Linked DNA regions of Homo sapiens: region 1 is linked to region 2. A link is a contact called in ENCODE Hi-C data. All regions are on one chromosome and are shown on one strand. Each heading gives the region's core, a stretch centred on a gene start or an enhancer-like site at or near the end of the contact. The rest is flanking DNA. Distances are from core to core; before and after follow the strand shown. Region 1 has its middle 66 kb from the start of TFEC. Region 2 holds the start of TFEC (transcription factor EC).

Evidence for each region. A loop is a pair of places that touch in the nucleus more often than their neighbours do. Pooled maps may share reads with other maps.
Region 1: a loop to region 2 is called in a map of endothelial cell of umbilical vein, with 4 times the contacts of the local background. The contact joins the enhancer-like site here to the promoter of TFEC in region 2. A Hi-C loop is called at or near these places in 3 of 168 maps with a recorded cell type or tissue (CD14-positive monocyte, DLD1 and endothelial cell of umbilical vein), 1 of 37 single-sample maps with no recorded cell type and 1 of 50 pooled maps.

Annotation. Positions count from the first base shown.
Region 1 is chr7:116,094,518-116,099,227 of GRCh38, forward strand. It overlaps a transcript of TFEC not described here. Among named protein-coding and RNA genes, the nearest start is that of TFEC, 66 kb to the left of the region's middle. RefSeq lists an enhancer at 2,918-3,212. Within about 2 kb of position 3,039, at least 4 of the 41 ENCODE cell types and tissues checked have a DNase peak (open chromatin) inside an H3K27ac peak, as active enhancers do; they include endothelial cell of umbilical vein, where a contact is called at or near this core.
Region 2 is chr7:116,028,195-116,032,973 of GRCh38, forward strand. It overlaps TFEC (transcription factor EC), which reads right to left and starts at 2,569. Exons shown (of 8, transcript NM_012252.4): 1 at 2,439-2,569.

The DNA.
Region 1 (4,710 bases), core at 1,789-4,288, 67 kb after region 2:
AAAATGCAAAAAATTAGCCAGGCGTGGTGGCATGTGCCTGTGGTCCCAGCTACTTGGGAGGCTGAGGCAGGAGAATTGCTTGAACCTGGGAGGCTGAGGTTGCAGTGACCTCAGATTGAGCCACTGCACTCCCGCCTGGGTGACAGAGAAAGACTCCGTTTCAAACAAAACAAAACAAAATAAAAACAAACAAACAAAAAACAACAACAAAAAAAACAGAGTACATTGAGATATAGTAGTCTTACAGATGGTCCAACTTACAAATGGCTTTTCTTTGTTCTTATTTCTTATTCAGTGGTCAATTTATTGTTCAATGTTATAATAGCACCAGTATTATGGAATGAGCTCAGCACAGGTAACCTTTATGCTGTAAATTGAAGTTAAATTGCTAAGTCTCATTCGATGTTAATTAAACTTACAATCACTGATTTTATATAACACATTGTGCTTTAAATATATATGCCTGGGATATTCAGCAGATGAACTGCTACTTATAGATACTAATAATGAGGATGTTGTTGGTTATTTTTTCAACTTTAATTAACAAGCGTAATACCCACTTGCAAAAGCATCATTAAAATGGTATCCAAGATTTACAAAATTTATAATACAGGGCTGCTTACTTAATATCCCTTTCATGGTTTGACCTTTTCAGAATGTAGTCTAATATTTGGCCATAAAACCACTGAATTTTCAAAACTTTTTTGCCTTAACTCACCTTAAATCCTATTTTTTTCATAAAGTTTTTCTGTTTTATTGAAAACATAAAGCACTTCTAGTTATGCAACTATACTAATTGCAAAAACAAAACAAAAGTGTGTGTGTTTAGGGGTACAGGCATGCATGAGTGAAAAGGTGACATTGTAGCAAATGTGCTAGCATGCATGTGTGGACACATACACACATACACATATACATACACACATACACATATACATACACACATATCCAAACCCCAAAGCTTCATATGCAATATCCAATATATGTGACTAATACAAATGCTGTAGACTATGGTCCTATCACTAAGACTTTACTGTGATGTACCCTGAAACTATCGTCAGTTCCCCTTTCCTCCTTTTACTACCAAAGTAGCCTTTTATATTTTGAACTCACTCATTAATATGTTGTAATCTGGCTTCTGTTCCCAAATCTTTTTGAAACTATGACACTTTCAAAGGTCAGCTATGATCACCTCAGTTCAATGACCTTTAGGGATTCTACGTTTCCTTTTATTTTTTTTTCTACTGCATCTGGAGGAGCTCTCTTTCTTGAATATCTCTTGCTTTGCCCTCTATCATATCACACTACTTTTTTTCTCATCCACTACTCTCAACCCTTCCTCTCTTCCCTCCTAATCATGAGTGTATTCCAAGATTCTATCCTTTGCTTATTATCCTTCTTTGTCTTGGCTTCATCTGTTGCCTTTGCAACTAACTGCCACATCTGTGCATTAGATGTGTTTCCTCTTCTAAAGTCTAATCCAAATCCAGTACTAACTACTTACTACCACTTTTCCATTGTAATCTTGAACTTAATACGTCTTAAATATAACTTTGTATTTCCCTTTATTGACTAAATCCTTCTTCTTCAACAACTCTTACAGGACTTTTTCCCAGATACTTTGACTAAGATTTCTACTGTCTTATGGGCTCAGCCAACATCAACACTCCCCGCTCCACACACACACATAAACACACACACCCCTATAACTACTTGTCTTGCCTTCCTGAGATATAAAATTTTAAGGGTGGTTTCTTTATAAAATCTCTGACTGTTGCTTCACTTTTGTATTGCTATTACCTTCATACTTGTCAAATAGTCTCATATTTTAAATGAGCATAATCTGTCCTTAATGTCGTTTTCATTTGGTGACGAAATTAAACTGTATTTCTCTCTCCAAAAATAAAACAAAAGAAAAAAGGAAGGTTGGAGCAGGTGGATCCTTGACAATATGTGGTATTTTCATTGTTTTGGATTTTAGCCATTCTAATATGTGTATAGTAGAATCTCACTGTCATATTAATTTGCAACTTCTCCATGACATATGATACTGAGAGTCCTCTTACTATGCGTTTTTTTTTTCCACTTGTATATCTTCTTTTGTAAAGTATCTGTCCCGATATTTTGTGCATTTTAAACTGGGTTGTTTTCTTATTCTTGAGTTTTGACAGTTCTTTTTTCATGAGCTTGTAAAGTCATGTTTGATGATTTAAGCAAATATTACAATGCCTTCTGATGTGTGCTCAAAGTATTTAGACAAACTAATATTATAAATAGAAAGTGGGCAAGATAGGCTGGGCGCTGTGGCTCACGCCTGTAATCCCAGCACTTTGGGAGGCCGAAGAGGGCAGATCACGAAGTCAGGAAATCGAGAACATCCTGGCCATCATGGTGAAACCCCATCTCTACTAAAAATACAAAAATTAGCTGAGCGTGGTGCCGCATGCCTGTAATCCCAGCTACTCGGGAGGCTGAGGCAGGAGAATCGCTCGAACCAGGGAGTCGGAGGTTGCAGTGAGCTGAGATTGCACCACTACACTCCAGCCTGGCGACAGAGCGACACTCTGTTTCAAAAAAAAAAAAGAAAGAAAGAAAGAAAAAAGAAAGTGGGCAGGATAAAAGAATCTGAATATAAATCAATTTTCTATACTTTACGCAAAGTGGTAAAATGTCAATACAGGAGACTATGAAGTATGTAGACCGTGACAGTAGACATATGTATACAGTAGTCCCCCTTTATCCATGGGAGGATATGTTCTAAGACCCCCAGTAGCTGCCTGAAACTGCATTAGTACTGAACTCTACATTTACTATGTTTTCTCCTATATAGACATGTCTATGATAAATTTTAATTTACAAATTAGCTTCAGTCAGATATTAACAACAACATAATAAAATAGAACAATTATAACAATATGCCAACATCAATATTCTTGCATTTTTGGGCCATTATTAAGTAAAATAAGGGTGACTTGGACACAAGCAGTGTGAGACAGCAAAAGTTAATCTGATAACGAAAATGGCTACTAAGTGACTAACAGGAAGTAGCTTTTATAGTGTGGCGATGCAGGACAAAGGGATGATTCATATTCCACAGGGGACAGAGAAGGAAGGTGTGTGATCTCATCACACTCCTCAGAATGGAGCACAATTCAAACCTGTGAATTGTTTATTTCTGGAATTTTGTATTTGATATTTTTAAACCACGGTTAACCATGGATAACCGAAAACAGCACAAACAAAACTGTGAATAAAGGAAGATTATTGTGCTGTAATACCCAGAGCAACCACTAAAAAACAAAACAAAACAAAACTATCCAATGATATGGACTCAGAAATAGTGTAAATAAATCAAAATGAAACTCTGAAAAATGTTTAAATTATCTACAGTAAGGACAGAAAAGGGAAATCAAAGAATGAGAAACAGAGTGAGTGAACAAACAATAAATACATAAACTGACAGACTTAACTCTTCACATATCAATAGTTATACTAACTGTAACTGATCTAAACATATCAATCAAAAGATAGAGATTAGCAAGGTGGATAAAAACATGACCAAAATTATAAGAAACTTGCTAAAAACATGATAATATAAGCAAATTGAGTGGACAGAAAAAGATATACTATGCAAACATTAACTTTTTTTTTCTTTTTTTTGAGACGGAGTCTCACTCTGCTGCATAGGCTGGAGTGCAGTGTCACGATCTCGGCTCACTGCAACCTCCCTCTCCCGGGTGCAAGCGATTCTCCTGCCTCAGTCTCCCGAGTAGCTAGGACTACAGGCGTGCACCACCACGCCCAGCTAATTTTTCTATTTTAGTAGAGATGGGGTTTCACTGTGTTGCCTAGACTGGTCTCGGCGTGAACCACTGCGCCCAGCCGCAACCAAGAATAACTGTATTAGTATCACATAAAATAGACTTCTGAGCAAAAAGACTTAAGCAGAAACAAAGAAGGCTATTACATAATAGTGAAAGGGTGAATCCACCAAGAACACCTAGTCATCCTACTGTACATGCACCAAACAACAGTTCATCAACATATATAGAAGGAAAACTGAGAGAACTGAAAGAAAAATAGACAAATCCACAATTTTAGTTAGCGATTTTAATACCCTATAACTGTTAAAGTAACTGATCTTAAATTTGAAAACAATAAATTAATCTTTAGGCCCAGATGACCAAACATTAACTAAGAATTGGCACCAATTACACAGAATCTCTTTCAGAAAATATCATTTAAATGAATACTTCCCAACTTATGTTATGAGATCAGCATCACCTTGATACCAAAACCAGACAAAAACAAAAGCAAGAAGGAAAAGAAGAAAGAAAGAGAGAGGAAGAAAAGGAAGGAAGGAAGGAAGGAAGGAAGGAAGGAAGGAAGGAAGGAAGGAAGGAAGGAAAAGAAAATTACAGATCAATATCTTTCATAGATTTAGAAGCAAAAGTCTTCAGCAAAATACTGGCAAATTGAATCTAGCAATGTATAAAAAGAGTTCTTACATGATACCAAAAGCACAATCCATAAAATAAATATTCATTAAATTGGACTTTATCAAAATTAAAATGTTTTTCTCTGTGAAAGATCTTGTTAAAAGGATGAAAAGATAGATAGGGAATAAATATTGGCAAACCACATGTCCTACAAAGAATCGGTATCAAAAATATGTAGAGAGAAAAACTGATCAAGTAAGGAATTCGTTTC
Region 2 (4,779 bases), core at 1,319-3,818:
GGCCAAGACTTTTTATGCTCCAATAAATACAATTTAATGGAATCACAAAACCATCTATCATCAGCTAAGCTCTCATAGGCAAAGTATTGTCCACCAAATTTTTATAAATCTCCAAACACCCACAACACAATTCTACAGATTTCTCTAATTAGCTGGCATTCACAATTCTATATAATAAGGAATATTTGCGTAAATTAGTTTCTTGCTGTTTTTCTTTTCCTACAAGACTACTGTTAACCTCTCTCTTCGTAGGTTATGACTTTGGGGATGATTGTCATTCCTACTGCTCTATGCCTCCCAGACTCTTCTTAGTAAACACCCCCAGTAAAATCTGTGCAGGAACCATGCTTTGCACTATGCATGTGTTTTATTTTGTTGACAAATAGTTCAAAATAGCAACCTATTTGTAAACACCACCTTTCTGGATCTGCTATCACTCCATATCATAATCCAGTATTTTTTACTGTAAGAGCTTTCATCTCCATGAAGAATCTGGAATGTCTAATTGACATCTGATAGCTTTATTTGTAAAACGATTTATAAAAGATTAAGTGATTGCTTTTCCACTATTATGGAAAATATCAACAGCCATAATGATTCCATTTGAGTTATATTTCACTAGTTTATCTAAAACCATTGTGTAAGAATATTTTGTTTCTTTCAGTTTCTTCTTTCCTTATTTCTCCTTTCTGACTATTCAAACCACTGTTTTCAAAACTATTTTTACTTCCACTATATAAGTTAGTAGTATTTCTGAAAATTTCACTATGCTACAAATTTGTACCTTATTTAAATGTCTTGTAATTATTTTGGGCTATCTAGAACTTACAACAAACCTTATGCCGCAGTCGTTAAAATTAAACTGACTTTTAAGAAACATTTTTCAGCTTGTTTCATTTTTGACATGAGCTCCAAGTTTCAGTTCAACAAAATGTACTACATTGAACTATTCTACTGTTTTGGAATAAAATTGAAAACTTAAAAAAAAAGTAATAATAACCCAAACCAAGGAAATAGACATGAAAATTATATGTATTCCATTTGTTTTAGAGCTAAAAAAAAAAGTTTAAAAAAACTTCTTAAAAGGAGATCTTAAAGTTTAGCCTACTTAAAGTAGCTTCCATCCAAAAGTAAAATATTTAACATAAATTTAAAAGATACTTGCAAGTGCACTGCTACACTCAGATTCATCTAAAATAGAAGTGAAGCAGAATTGTCCGAATAATGCTGATAATAAACTGCGTACCATTTCACTTTGCTGTGCTGACACACTTTCTGAATACGAAAGAATCATGAAGGTTATTTTACACTCTTATAGTTAAATGAAGTTTCTTATAAACTATCCAAAATGAATTTGAAATTACCTCAGGTTTCTCCTTCCCTTAAAATGCATATTCCCAGTGAAATATTCTAAGACAATATTGAAAGTATGGAGTTATAACTTATATAAATATATATGAAATTATATCTATTGTAATTTATATAAGCAAATGTATATATACAGCATATATATATGTATGTACATGTGTATAAATATCTTCATATGTATCTTAATCTTAAAGTTTCTACTACAACTCTTTTGATTATTACAATTGAAAACTATTACTTTAAAAAAGTAATTGCTGGGAGGCCAAGGCAGGCAGATCATGAGGTCAGGAGTTCAAGACAAGCCTGGCCAACATGGTGAAACTGCGTCTCTACTAAAGATACAAAAAAAAAAAATTAGCCAGGTGTGGTGGCGCATGCCTGTAATCCCAGCTACTTGGAAGGCTGAGGCAGGAGAATCACTTCAACCCGGGAGGCAGACGTTGCAGTGAGCAGAGATCACGCCATTGCACTCCAGCCTGGGTGACAGGGTGAGACTCCATCTCAAAAAAAGGTTGTTGCATTGGGATACTTGACATCTTCTACACAAGCTATTTAGATCCACATCTACATAAAAATAGGAATTAATTTTTAGTCCTGGAATAAGAATATATGCTAATATACTATCTGGTACTATTTTGCTATAAATAGAGCTCATATTTTCTTACCTTTAAAGCCAATAAAATAGATATTGCTCAAATGTAAACAAAAATTAATATTTACTCATAAAATAACATATATAAGAGGCAACAAAATGTTAAATCATGTTCCAATTTAGTAAATATCTGAAAATATTAAACTTGAAAAATAAATAACTTTGGTTACCATGAACTAAAACAGTGATTTCCACATCTTGGTTGAAATAAGACATTAATAGAGTTTCAGACATATTTTCCCCAAATAATAGCAAATCACAACTTGACTACTCAGATATCCTGATACCTAGTTATCATAAAAGATGAAATTATAATTATAAGCAAGCCACACATATCAAAATAAAACAAGTATTGATTAGTTTGTCTTCCTAGTTTGTTTAAAGTACAGAAAATTAACCTGCCGGTTTAGTTACCTACCAGCAATGAGTGGATTTTATCAGTGTTGTCATCTCTACAAACAGCACCAAATTATAATCCCTCTTCCCATAACATATGCACCATGCCAGAAGGGACAACCAAAGTAAACGATCTAGCCGTGAGTAATGAATACTTTGGGCTGGTTGGAATCCAGTTAGTTGAGGAAAGAGAAAAGAGAAGTGGCTCATTAGGGCATTTCCTGAACCCTGGTTGGAATTTCAGTTAAGGAAGAAGAAATGACACAGCAGTTTCAAGTTAAGACGACTTCCTTTCTTTATCTGAAATATGCCACTAATTTGAGAAAGAGCACTCCTAGAAAACTACTCCACAATACTGTGGCCACAGTAAAAGCTCTTGTTGGTCCCATTGTGGCTCCATAATTAACAATTCTTACCAGAATATACACAAGCAGTACATGGTTGTTATCATAATGGACTGAGATCCTACATTTATTGCAACATGTTATGTTTCACAATGAACATTTCTTCAACAAATTGACCTGCATCATTTTTTTTTCAATTTTAGGAATTGCACATTTCTTTAGAGCATTAATAGATTTTGAGTTTTTAAGGCCATTGCATTTTCCATATTTTCTATAATTACATTTTTCTTACATATGATTTTACTCCTAAAGTGACCCCAGGATAATTTTTATCTTGTCCAAGAATATTTTATCTTCCCATGTAGATTAAAAATACACAGTTCAGCTTATGAGATTTCTTTGTCTTATAATTATTATTTACATCCCAATTTCATTTGTATTTTTAAGGGACATGAATATAGGATACTCATGCCTTTACCAATGTGATAAAAGAGGTCTCATTTCATGTGTTAGGTATCTCAGGAACTTAAAATGGAAAGGTACAACTTTGTTCCCACCCTGTAATTCACACTGTGAAAATCTGAATTCATTCTTGTAACAGTTACATGACTTTCTTGTCTTACCTATATTTTAAAAAATATATGCAAAGCAAGGCATTTATGCAAGCTACTGAAGTTTAATGTGAAGGTTACATTCAGATTTCTCTTGCCTTTGTGATCTAAAAATTGTGCAATTAAATTGACATTTGTGTTTGTCAAGAAGTGGAGATTATATGAAAATATTTCAGCACTATATCTTCTGTAAGAACTTCAAAGCTATTAAGTAAAAAAATTGTTCTGTCACTATCAATAGCACATTTTTGAGTCACCTTACCTTTTCTGGTTGTTTTATCATACATCTAAATCTCCTAAGGTGAATGGAAATAGTAAATAATTAAGTGTAAAATCAATTTATTTAGGTTAGTATTAGAAATAAACAACATTGATATTAGAAACATTGTGAGAAAAGAAAATATTTGGGATTTTAACTCATTAGAAAATACTTTAGATTGAATTAGAGTTTAATACATTTGTATGATACAACATGTTTAACATATTTAATGTATTTGTATGAAATACATTTGCGAGCTTCAGAAGGTAAATTTTAAAGCTGTATTACTATGTGGGCTTCAAAAGTTGGAAACATGCACATAGATACATATTCACACCTGAAAGAATAAGCATCTATTTGTTAATATCAGTTATTTCTTAATGGTGGCATAATCGGGTAGTTACTTTTTTTACATTTTTATCTATTGCTTCTATATTTTATATAAAGTGTGGCAATTCCTCTATCTAAAACCAGAAATACCATTCAACCTGGCAATCCCATTACTAGGTATATGCCCAAAGGAATATAAATCAATCTATTATAAAGACACATGCACACGTATGTTCACTGCAGCACTATTCACGGAGGAAAGACATGGAATCAACCTAAATGCCCATCAATGGTAGACTGGATAAAGAAAATGTGGTACATATACATCACAGAATACTATACAGTCATAAAAAAGAATGAGATCATGTCCTTTGCAGGAACATGGATGGAGCTGGAGGCCATTATCCTTAGGAAATTAATGCAGGAACAGAAAACCAAATATTGCATCTTCTCTCTTATAAGTGGGAGCTAAATGATGAGAACACAAGGACACATAGAGGGGAACAACACACACTGGGGCCTATCAGAGGGTGGAAGGCTGGAGGAGTGAGAGGATCAGGAAAAATAATTAATGGGCACTAGGCTTAATATCTGGGTGACAAAATAATCTGTACAGCAAACCCCCATGACACAAGTTTACCTATGTAACAAACCTGCACATGTATCACTGAACTTAAAATAATAGTTAAAAATTTTTAAAAATCATGCATGTCGTTTCTAATAAAATATAGTTTTCATTTCAAAAATAGTTTATAAACCAAACTTTTAGTATAGTATACTACTTGCCACAAAATAATTTTACCACAAATTATCTGCTCC